Linked DNA regions of Homo sapiens: region 2 is linked to region 1. Evidence: chromatin contacts called from ENCODE Hi-C or POLR2A ChIA-PET data. All regions are on one chromosome and are shown on one strand. The core of a region is the stretch at or near the end of the contact, and the rest is flanking DNA. Distances in the headings are between cores, read along the strand shown.

Region 1 (4,855 bases), core at 651-3,150:
GAGACAGGGTTTCACCATGTTGGTCAGGCTAGTCTCGAACTCCTGACCTCAAGTGATCTGCCCACCTCGGCCTGCCAAAGTGCTGGGATTACAGGCATTAGCCACCATGCCTGGCCTGAAACTCCACTCCTTCTGACTAGTTCAAAGAGAAAATAGCGCTGAAAAATAGTTCTTAGCACATACAACGTCCTCACTGGTGGACCACCTAAAATCCATTTCACCTACCATGGGAGGTACCTGGCCTGCATACGAAGCATCAGTACCAAAGGGAGGAAGAAGATAGAAGCAGGGATGGGGGATTCAGAGGTTGCTGCTCAAGGGCCTCTGTACCTCCATGTCACGCACATGCTGTTCCCCTTACCCAGAACTCCCTTCCATACCTCCCGACCTTACATCTCCTAACAAGCCACTATTTATCCATCATGACTTGACCTGAGCCACCCCCTCCTGGAGGCCCTCCCTGTTTCCCCAGGCTGGATCAGGCAGCTCTTCTACACTCCCAGGTCCCACAGAGTCCCACATTGAAGTCTATCTATGGATTCACTCGTCTGTCTACCCTCTAGACTCTGAGGTTCTTAGAGGCAGATAGGAGTCTTACATCAATAATTATTATGAAGATGATTATAATGCAGAAAAAGCAGCTAAAATATATTGAGAACTTACATGCTAGGCATTGTTATAAGCACATTACATGTAGTAAATTACTTGATCCTCACAGCCACCTACCCACTGGATGCCAATAGCAGCTGCCCTGTCCCTCTCCCCGTTGTGGCAACCAAAAATGTCTCCAGGCATCGCCAAACATCTCCTGCCAGGCAGGCTCGCCCCCAGCTGAGAACCACGGCTCCTGGCTTTAGAGCCCCAGCATGGCACAGGAGGCCTGCGCACAGCAGAGGCCCAAAGACTGCTGGAAGCATCAACTCATGACTCACGCCCTCAACCTGAACTGATTCAGAAATGAGACATCTTCTCACTCTCAGCCCTGGCAGGTGACGCTCATCTCTGTGGCAGACACCTGAAAGTTCTCATTCTTATCACCCCTCCTTTCATCAAGTTCCTGGGTGCTTACCCAATAGGTAGGCCCTGTGAATATGTGGAGAAATCTCTGGCCACTCCCAAAAACTACAGGACAAGATTGCTGGGGAGGCCAGTTCAGCCCTCCTCTTTGCCCCACCAAGCAAGAGCTCTACGCTGAGATCCAGGTCTCAGTCAACAGAGGGTAGCACGGGGTTAGGGGACTCCAGATCCACTCCCACCCCCGGCTGTGAGACTTGGGGAAACTCCATGTCCTCATGTGTGACACGGGGTGATGACACTGGTGATGATACAAGCCTGTCGGTTTCCCTAACCTATGCAAAGCCCAAGACACACAGAATCAATACCCAGTAAATGGGGCCTACTGGATTATTATTGAAAGAACAATCTTTTCGGTGACAATTCTGCCCTTTCCCTGCTATAGTTAGTCTATTTTACAACAACTTGAACGCACTAGTCCCCAACCCCTTCGAAAGCATTACGAAAAAAAGGAAGACATTTTTATAAAAATAAAATGGGTTGGTCAGCACTTTAGGAATTCTCTTTTTACCTCAGATCCTGCTGACCTTCAGAAAATGTGTGGAGGAGGTAAAACGTGCTTCCAACACCCTCTCCATTCCACACTTTGTACTTTTCCTCCCAGGCTACCTGGCAGTGGATCGACTAAATCTTACTAAAGTGTTAGTGGGTCAGTGAGCCGCTTGTCATAATCAAAATACTAGCACATCTATACCACTTACTTTATATCGAGAACTGTACGCATCTAGTGTATGTTCATATTTGTCTCACAAGAACCCTATGAAGCAGCTGATATCGTTTCCCCATTTTATATAGGGGGAAAATGAGGCTCAGAGAGGGTGAGTAATTTGCCCAAGGTCACACAGCTTCTAAGTAGCAGAGCCAAGATTCATTCTCAGGCAACCTGGCTCCTCCACCCCCCTAACCACTACTTTATCCTGCATCTCAGGAAAGAGGTGATTTCCTGGATGGCGACACCCTGACCCTGACACAGGGAAGCAAGGATCCCCCCCGGAAAAGAAATCACTCTGGGGGCCTCATCATTTCACTCGGGAGGTGGGCTGCCCCTGACAACTGAAGACACAGATTCCTTTCTTCGGGAATGTTCACAGTCTCTCCTTTTGCCCCAGGATTGAGTCAAAGATTATTTTAAAAATCCACTCAGGCCACACAGTGGTCCCCGCCAGCGCCTCTCCCCCTGGAAGCTCTGTGAGCCTGTTGCTCACCCTCGCAGACGGACACACAGCCAAGTCTGAGGTGGCCGCTCGCTCAGCGCCAACCCGCCAGCCAACAGATCACTTTTGAAAAAAGGAACAGCAAGAGAACATCTTCTCTGCCTAGAACTGCAGGCGGGTGGAATTTTCGGGAAGCAGAATCGTATGACCAAAATAGAAACCCAGCTAGGGAACCTCTGAGAGGCAGCCGTCCTTGGGGGGCACAGGGAGGGGCAGAGGCAAATGGAGCTTTCAGGCTTGAGTGGCTGGGAAGAGAGAAGCAGGGCCTGGCCTGGGGGCTGGATGCCCCTCCGATGGGCAGCAGGGCCACAGGGCTCCACTGATCCCTGGCCAAGCTGATCCGACCCACGGCTTGATGAGCTCACCCCGATGCCGAGGTGGCGTGAGTCCCAGGGCCTGGGTTTGGGACATGACAGTCTGTCGCCAAGGCAGCACTTAGGATGCCACAGCTGGCACCGCAGATCTGTAGCCGGAGGAAAGGGGAGCAGACAGAGAGGCAAACCTCGCCTCCTGCCACTCGCCCCGACAACTCTCATAACTTCCTGCCCATCAGGGGCCACAAAGAATCCCAAAACAGAGCAGGAAGGTGGACAGATTCTTCATCCGGCAGGTGTGCACAACCTAGAGAAAGAACCCCTTTGAAAAGCAATGGGTTGCCTCCAAATAACAAATCTGACACTCAGCAAACTTTCTGACAAGCCCCCAGACCACTGCTGCCCACGCCCCACCCAGTCACACACATACACCACCTAACAGTAAGTAGATTCTCAATCAATGAATCATGTGTATTAATGACCAGAGTCAGGTTGTCACACCCTTCGTTCGGAGGTGACACATACAGACACAGGCCTGAAAGTCGAGAAATTCCATCTGGATAAATCAGGTCCAGAAATGCCAAAAAGGAAAGGGAGGACATTTGCCATCCTGTCTCGTCCATGGAACCACTGGAAAAAGTCATCCTGAAGGCGATGTCTTTGCTGACCTTGCCCCAGCTAAGACAGCTGTCTGCCTTCCCCAGACGGGGCTGAAAGAAGGACTCAGTGGTGCCTTCCAGGCAGGCTGCCGCAAGGCCAGGCGCCCAGGACACAGGACTGAGGTGATCCACAAGCAATGAGGCTTGCAGACTGGCTCTGGCATGACCGCTTGCAAAAACACACGAACCCACGCGCTGACACGTATTGCTTTTGGATAGGGGTGGAGAAATGTATGGAATCTGCAACCCGCAGGCCTCAAGGTCACCTTTTAGATGGGGGCAGCAGGGCCCAGGCATGTGGCACACATAAGGACTCATCTCCATCTTCAAATCTGGATGGGAAGAACTGTCTCTTGCTGGTTTCAAGCCATTTCCTGGGGCCCTCCTGCCTTGGAGAATTCCAGAGATATTCCTATTTTTAGTCATTCTAATAGCTTATGTCCACTGTGCCGCAAGCTTTCACGTGTACGCTCCCCTGTTCTCTCTGCAGTTTACATAAACCCCTGGAGATAGCTACTCCGAACACCTCTGTGTTAGAGATGGGGAAATTGAGGCTTGGGGTGCAGGGAAATTCCCAAGACCACAAAAAGTCAGGGCAAAGCTTGCATTCAATTTCAGGGTGGGGGCTGCAGCGGGGGCCAGGGGGAGGGGCAGTGCACAGGGGGAAGGGCTGTACATGTGTAGCATGCACGTGTGTCTATACAAGATCTGCAGATTCCATCAGTTTTGTTTGTTTTTGAGACAGAGTCTCACTCTTGTAGCACAGGCTACAGTGCAGTGGCGCAATCTCAGCTCACTGCAACCTCTGCCTCCAGGGTTCAAGCAATTCTCCTGCCTCAGCCTCCCTAGTAGCTGGAATTACAGGTGCCTGCCACCATGCCCAGCTAATTTTTGTATTTTTAGTAGAGACAGGATTTCACCATGTTGCCCAGGCTGGTCTCGAACTCCTGACCTTAGGTGATCCACCCACCTCGGCCTCCCAGTGCTGGGATTAGAGGCCTGAGCCACTGAGCCCGGCCTTCATTAATTTTTAAAATATGCATCACTTACATGAAGTAAAATGCACAAATATTTCACATACATCTTGTGCCTTTGCATATATATACACACACTCGAACATTTCAAGTCCCCCAGAGGGTTCTCTGTGGCCCCCCTGAAGCCAGACACCCTCGCCCAGGAAGAACCACTCCCTGACTTTTCTCACCATATGCTGGGTTTGACTGTTCTCGAATGTCCCATAAATAAAATCATACAGGATGTATATGTCTCACTTATTTGGCTCAGCAGAATGTCTGAGCTTCACCCACATTGTGTGCAGTAGTCCTTTCTTTTTTATTGCTGTGTACTATTTCACTGTCAAATCCACCACAATTTATCCAATCACCTTGCTGAACTCCCTCCGTTTTTAAAGCATTTGAGATTAAACTCGTGATTTAGCAAGGTCTGCGTCTAACAGAAGAGAGTTCAATGCATGACAGAGAACAGACCTCAGAGTGGCTTCCTCACCAAAAGGAGAAGGAAAGATTTGGTCAGAAGAGTTCCCCAGAAATAGACTTCAGATAATCCTCCTGCAACAGGACTCGCCAGGGCTAAA
Region 2 (4,868 bases), core at 640-3,139, 1.6 Mb after region 1:
TAAGAAAACATATGTCTCTGTGGAAGAAAAGAATCTTCCTACACTTATATACACAAAATGATGGTGTCTGCCTGGAAGGATGGCAACTCAGTGGGCCTTCTTTGGTTATCTTATTGGCTTGGGTCACATGGGCACTTGGGTTTGCAGTCCTGAGAACCCTATCCTTTTACATTCAAGTCACACATTCCAGAAGGAGAGCACTTTTGTATGCACCATCTCACTTAAACCTCATAATGACCTTGTGAAACAAGCAGAGCAAAGCTTATCACTCTTTAACCTAAGAAGAAGCTCAAACCAGTTCAGTGATTTTCCCAAGGTTACCCATCCAGCAAATGTCAGGACTAAAACCCAGATCTCATCATGAAGGGCAAACTCCCATGATTCAGAGACGACTGAGGCTTGTGTAGCCCAGAAAGAAAAGAATTGCTCAAGTTTGTCCTACATTTCAGGATGAAAGACCAAATGTCGTGATTTCTACACTGTGCTGAATTAATACTTTTTCTTAATTTTTTTTCTGGCCTACTTCATTTCCCCAATAGGTTATATTCTAAAGGCAGTCAAAGATTATAAGATAACGTTTCTGTAGGTAGGGGGAAATAAGAGCTGTTGAAATGACCTGAGTGTCATCTCTATCTCTGGGGACAGATACCATCTCACGACTTCTATCTGCCTAAGAGAAGTTAAGCAAGAAGGTGCAGAGCTTTATTAAGCAGAGAAACATTAGACCTTTCAGCTGCTTGTGCCATCTAATTACCTGTGACTCCTGGCATCACATGCAAGCTTTATTACTGCATGTGTGAAAACTGCAAGTCCTGCTTTCGTATCTGCCCTTTGAAACTCCTCCAAACATCTACCTCTACTCAATTTTCAGTACAGCTAGAATCTTACCCTCTATGAGCAAAGAAGCTAATTTCTCAATTATGCTTGAAATTTAGTAATTCTAGGAACAATTTTTTTTAGAGCTTAGATCCTTATGGGCGTAAAACACTCTGATTGTGTTTAAGGATTCTACCTTTTATCAGTGTCTCCAGTGGGTTTGAACAGAATTACTTCCTTTGGCAGTTTTCTGGAACTCTCTATAAATTCATTTTACTAATGTTCTGTTGAACAAACCTGTTCTATCCTCCAACATTGAGTTGGTTTTTTTTTTTTTTTTTAGAGACAGGATCTTGCTCTGTTGTCCAGGCTGGAGTGCAGTGGCATGATTGTAGCTCACTGCAGTCTGAAACTCCTGGGCTCAAGCAATCCTCATGCTTTAGCCTTCTGAGTAACTAAGACTACAGGTGCGCACTACCATGCCACGCCCCGAATTGGTATTTTTAAAGAAAGTATTCTCATCATGAAAATTTCTGCTTTGCTATAGGAAGCACTAGATAAAGTTGTTTGGTTAACACCAAGTGAAACTAGTGTTATGTATAGTAATGCATCTCAACATATTTACTCTATTTGATAATGAAACTGATTTACTTCTGCTTTTAGAGAGAGGGAGAGATGAATGGATGGTTCCTTGAGTGTTCTTCATGTATTTATTTATTTATTCAACTCACATACATTAAATACCTACTTTATGTTTCCTAGGCATTTGGGGGTCGCAATAAAGAGTAGTAAAGGTTCCTGACCTCAAGAAGGTTATACTCTAAAGGGAAAGAGTGGTGGGCAGTCACAGCCACAAACCAATGAATTTCAGGTAGTGAACACTGTCATACAGAGAGAAACTGAGAAATTTGAGTGGGGGATTGTGAATTGCTGCTGCCTTGGGTGGATTAGTCAAGGAAGATCTCATTTGAGGAGGCGATATTTGAACAAGATCTGAATGAAGTGAGGAAGGAAGCTGTGGGGCCGTGGAGGGAACAGTGTCCCAGGTGGAAGAAAACAGCCAAGACCCGGAAGTCACCATGGGCTTTAGAGACAGCAAGGAGACCCGGATGTCTGGAGCCGAATGAGGAAGGCAAAAGTGGAAGAGGCCACCAGGGGGCAGACTGTGCAGAACCTATGGGACTTCATAAGGACTTTGGATTTCACTGGAAGAGTAATGGATGAGGCTAGAAGGTTTGGGGCAGGAGAAAAGCATCATCTGACTTACCTGTGAGCAGGTTGACTGCACACCGGTGGATGGACCGTGGTGGGGGTGAGCTGGGAGCAGGCAGGCAGGACAGGGCTGTGGCAGTCGGTAGTGGCTGTGGCTGGGCTGATAGTGGTGGGCTGATAGTGGTGGAGGTTGTGAGAAATGGTTGGATTGTGGGTTAATTTTTGAAGTTTGAGCCTATCAGTGGGAGAACAGGACACTAAGAAGGACAGAGTAAGTGGCGTGTCCTTTAAATGAGATGATCTCAATATCCCCAGAAAGTGGCTCCTGTTTTTACTCTATCAACATCCATTTCCAAGACCCTGCCTCATTGCCTGTCAGAGTGTCGGGCCCTGGAACGCTCCAGCTGTGATAATGTCGTGGCCCTCAAGGACCACCCCCTCCCCAACCATGGAGGGACAAGCTAAATCCCTCCTTCATCACCACCGCCTGTTCCAGGCCACCATGGGTGCACACCCAGACTTCCTGTAGTAGTTTCTCCCATGGCCTCCCTGGCTGGTCTTTGCCTCACCTGCCCACTTTGCACACAAAAGCCACAACAATCTTTCTTTAAACCTTAAAACATTCTTTACATTGACTCTCCCTCTTTTCCTTCATTACATTTATTTTTAAAAGAAATTTTATTTCATAACTATACAGGGAAAATTAGCAGAACTGACGACAGATAGAAAGTAAACATGAAAACAAATACGATAGGTACAAAACAAGGTTGTCGAATTCCAGCTCATTTATTTGACAGCCTCTTACCCTCACAACCATGCTTTGTTATGACCATTATCTCATTTTAATCCTAAGTAAACTGAGTCCCAGAGAGATCAATTGATGTGCCAAAGTTCATAAAGCAAGGCAGGGAATGTACCACCCTAGTTTCCAGAGTTAAATGCCAGGCTGAGCCTGTGTTTTTGTCTTTTCCTCATCCTCTATAGTGGAGTCAGCAAAGTACAGCTCATGGGCCAAGTCCAGCCCAACATCTGTTTTTGGAAATAAAGTTTTATTGGCACACAGCCACTCTTATTTGTTGACGTATTGTCTGTGGCAGCTTCTGTACTATAATGGCAGAATTGAGTAGGTGCTACAGAGACCATGTGACCCTCAAAGCCTGAAATATTTATTATCAGGCCCTTTATAGAAAAAGTTTGCCAACCCATGTTCTAGATAGAAAAAAAAATGAAGTACATCAAAGAGAATAAGTTATAGTTCATGGAACACACATAATGTCTATTCTTCCCATGACTGCAACAAAATGTCAGTTAAAGAGAAATAAATGTTTTTTCAATGAATGATTTAAAAAACAGGAGTTAAAAAAAAAAAACAGGAAAACACTTAAGTGACCAAAGTCAATAAGTTTTCTATTGTTCAAAATAGGAATTGCTCTTATGACTTTATTCTTTCAGTTGATTCTGACAGTAAATTTATTCATTCATTTTTTTCATTCATTTGACAAATATTTATTTAATGTCTATACCATACTAAGCCAGTACCTGTAATAGCAACAGCATGTTCCATGCTGAGCAAATCTGACATTTTTCTTGCCTGAACATTGCTCACCTCTGGTGATAGACACAGTTGTTAGTCAAATAATTATAAAATTTGACTAGTCAGGGAAGTTGGAGGAGGCTTTCCTGAGGACGTTGTGTTTGAGGTAGGAGCTGAATGATGAGCAGGTGAAGAGGAGAGGGAAGTCCATCATCCCAGAAGGGAGGGTCCACATATGAAAAGGCCCAGTGGTAGGAGGGCACATAGTAGGCCCTAGGAAATTCAAAGCAAGATGCCTGTATGTCTGAAGAACAGAATGCAGGAGGGGCACATGGGAGAGAGGAGATTGGGGAGGCAGGTATCTCTGACCATACTGGGCTAAGAATTTCATGTTAAAGAGTTATTCTCCATCCTAAGAAAATGGAAAACATTGAAAGGGCTAAAGGGGGTGGTAGTTTTTTATGGGATGATCTTTCACCTTCATGGGTTCAGGAGTCCACATCAAATCCCTTATGGCTATGCCGAGTCTAATCCCTAGTCGTGCAAAGTATCTCTTCTCTGTGTTCCATAATCATCTGTTGTTCAGTTCAGGCATTTACAGTATTGCTGGAGCCAAGTAAAGCATGCACAAGTGCAGTAATAAGACAGACATTTTCAGGGCCGGGGGCAGTGGCTCATGCCTGTAATTCCAGCACTTTGGGAGGCTGAGGTAGACAGATCACTTGAGACCAGGAGTTCAAGACCAGCCTGACCAACATGACAAAACCCTGTCCCTACTAAAAATACAAAAATTAACTTGGCATGGTGGTGCACACCTAAGGCATGAGAATCTCTTAAACCCGGGAGGTGGAGGTTGCAGTGAGCTGAGATTGTGCCACTGCACTGCAGCCTGGGTGACAGGGCAAGACTCTGTCTCCAAAAAAAAAAAAAAAAAAGACATTTCAGTTTGCCCTTTCTAGATGAACCATGTGGCAAACTACACCTCTGGAAACATTTTTCTTTTGCTCACCATAGGCCCATCTTCTTTGAATGTACATCTTCATCTATATATTCCCTACTCTTAATCTATTTCTTTATAAGGTGCTAATAGGCCAGGTGAAAATTTCCACTAATCTATTAATAAAAGCAGACCAGTGATAGGCTTTAAGAATAAAGTCATGATAAAGTTAGCAAATACAGAGGGGAAAGAAACAGCAAAATGTTTGGGGTTTTTTGTTTGTTTGTTTTCGAGAACATTGCTACTTGGTTCCATTAGACTCCTTTGATTGTACATGACAGAAACCAACTCTGGTTATTTTCAGCAAAA

What was found. A loop is a pair of places that touch in the nucleus more often than their neighbours do. ChIA-PET counts read pairs that join two places held with the same protein, here RNA polymerase II (POLR2A).
Region 2: a map with no recorded cell type shows a loop between it and region 1 (11-fold over the local background). The contact joins two enhancer-like sites. A Hi-C loop is called at or near these places in 1 of 37 single-sample maps with no recorded cell type. POLR2A ChIA-PET finds 5 or more read pairs at or near these places in 2 of 52 experiments (OCI-LY7 and activated CD4-positive, alpha-beta T cell).

Annotation. Positions count from the first base shown.
Region 1 is chr20:51,530,353-51,535,207 of GRCh38, forward strand. All of the region lies in intron 1 of NFATC2 (nuclear factor of activated T cells 2), which reads right to left. Among named protein-coding and RNA genes, the nearest start is that of NFATC2, 9.9 kb to the right of the region's middle. RefSeq lists enhancers at 859-908, 949-1,118, 2,550-3,749. Within about 2 kb of position 1,901, at least 24 of the 41 ENCODE cell types and tissues checked have a DNase peak (open chromatin) inside an H3K27ac peak, as active enhancers do.
Region 2 is chr20:53,156,267-53,161,134 of GRCh38, forward strand. The region is part of intron 1 of TSHZ2 (teashirt zinc finger homeobox 2); the gene reads left to right. Among named protein-coding and RNA genes, the nearest start is that of TSHZ2, 190 kb to the left of the region's middle. RefSeq lists a silencer at 1,154-1,273. Within about 2 kb of position 1,890, at least 2 of the 41 ENCODE cell types and tissues checked have a DNase peak (open chromatin) inside an H3K27ac peak, as active enhancers do.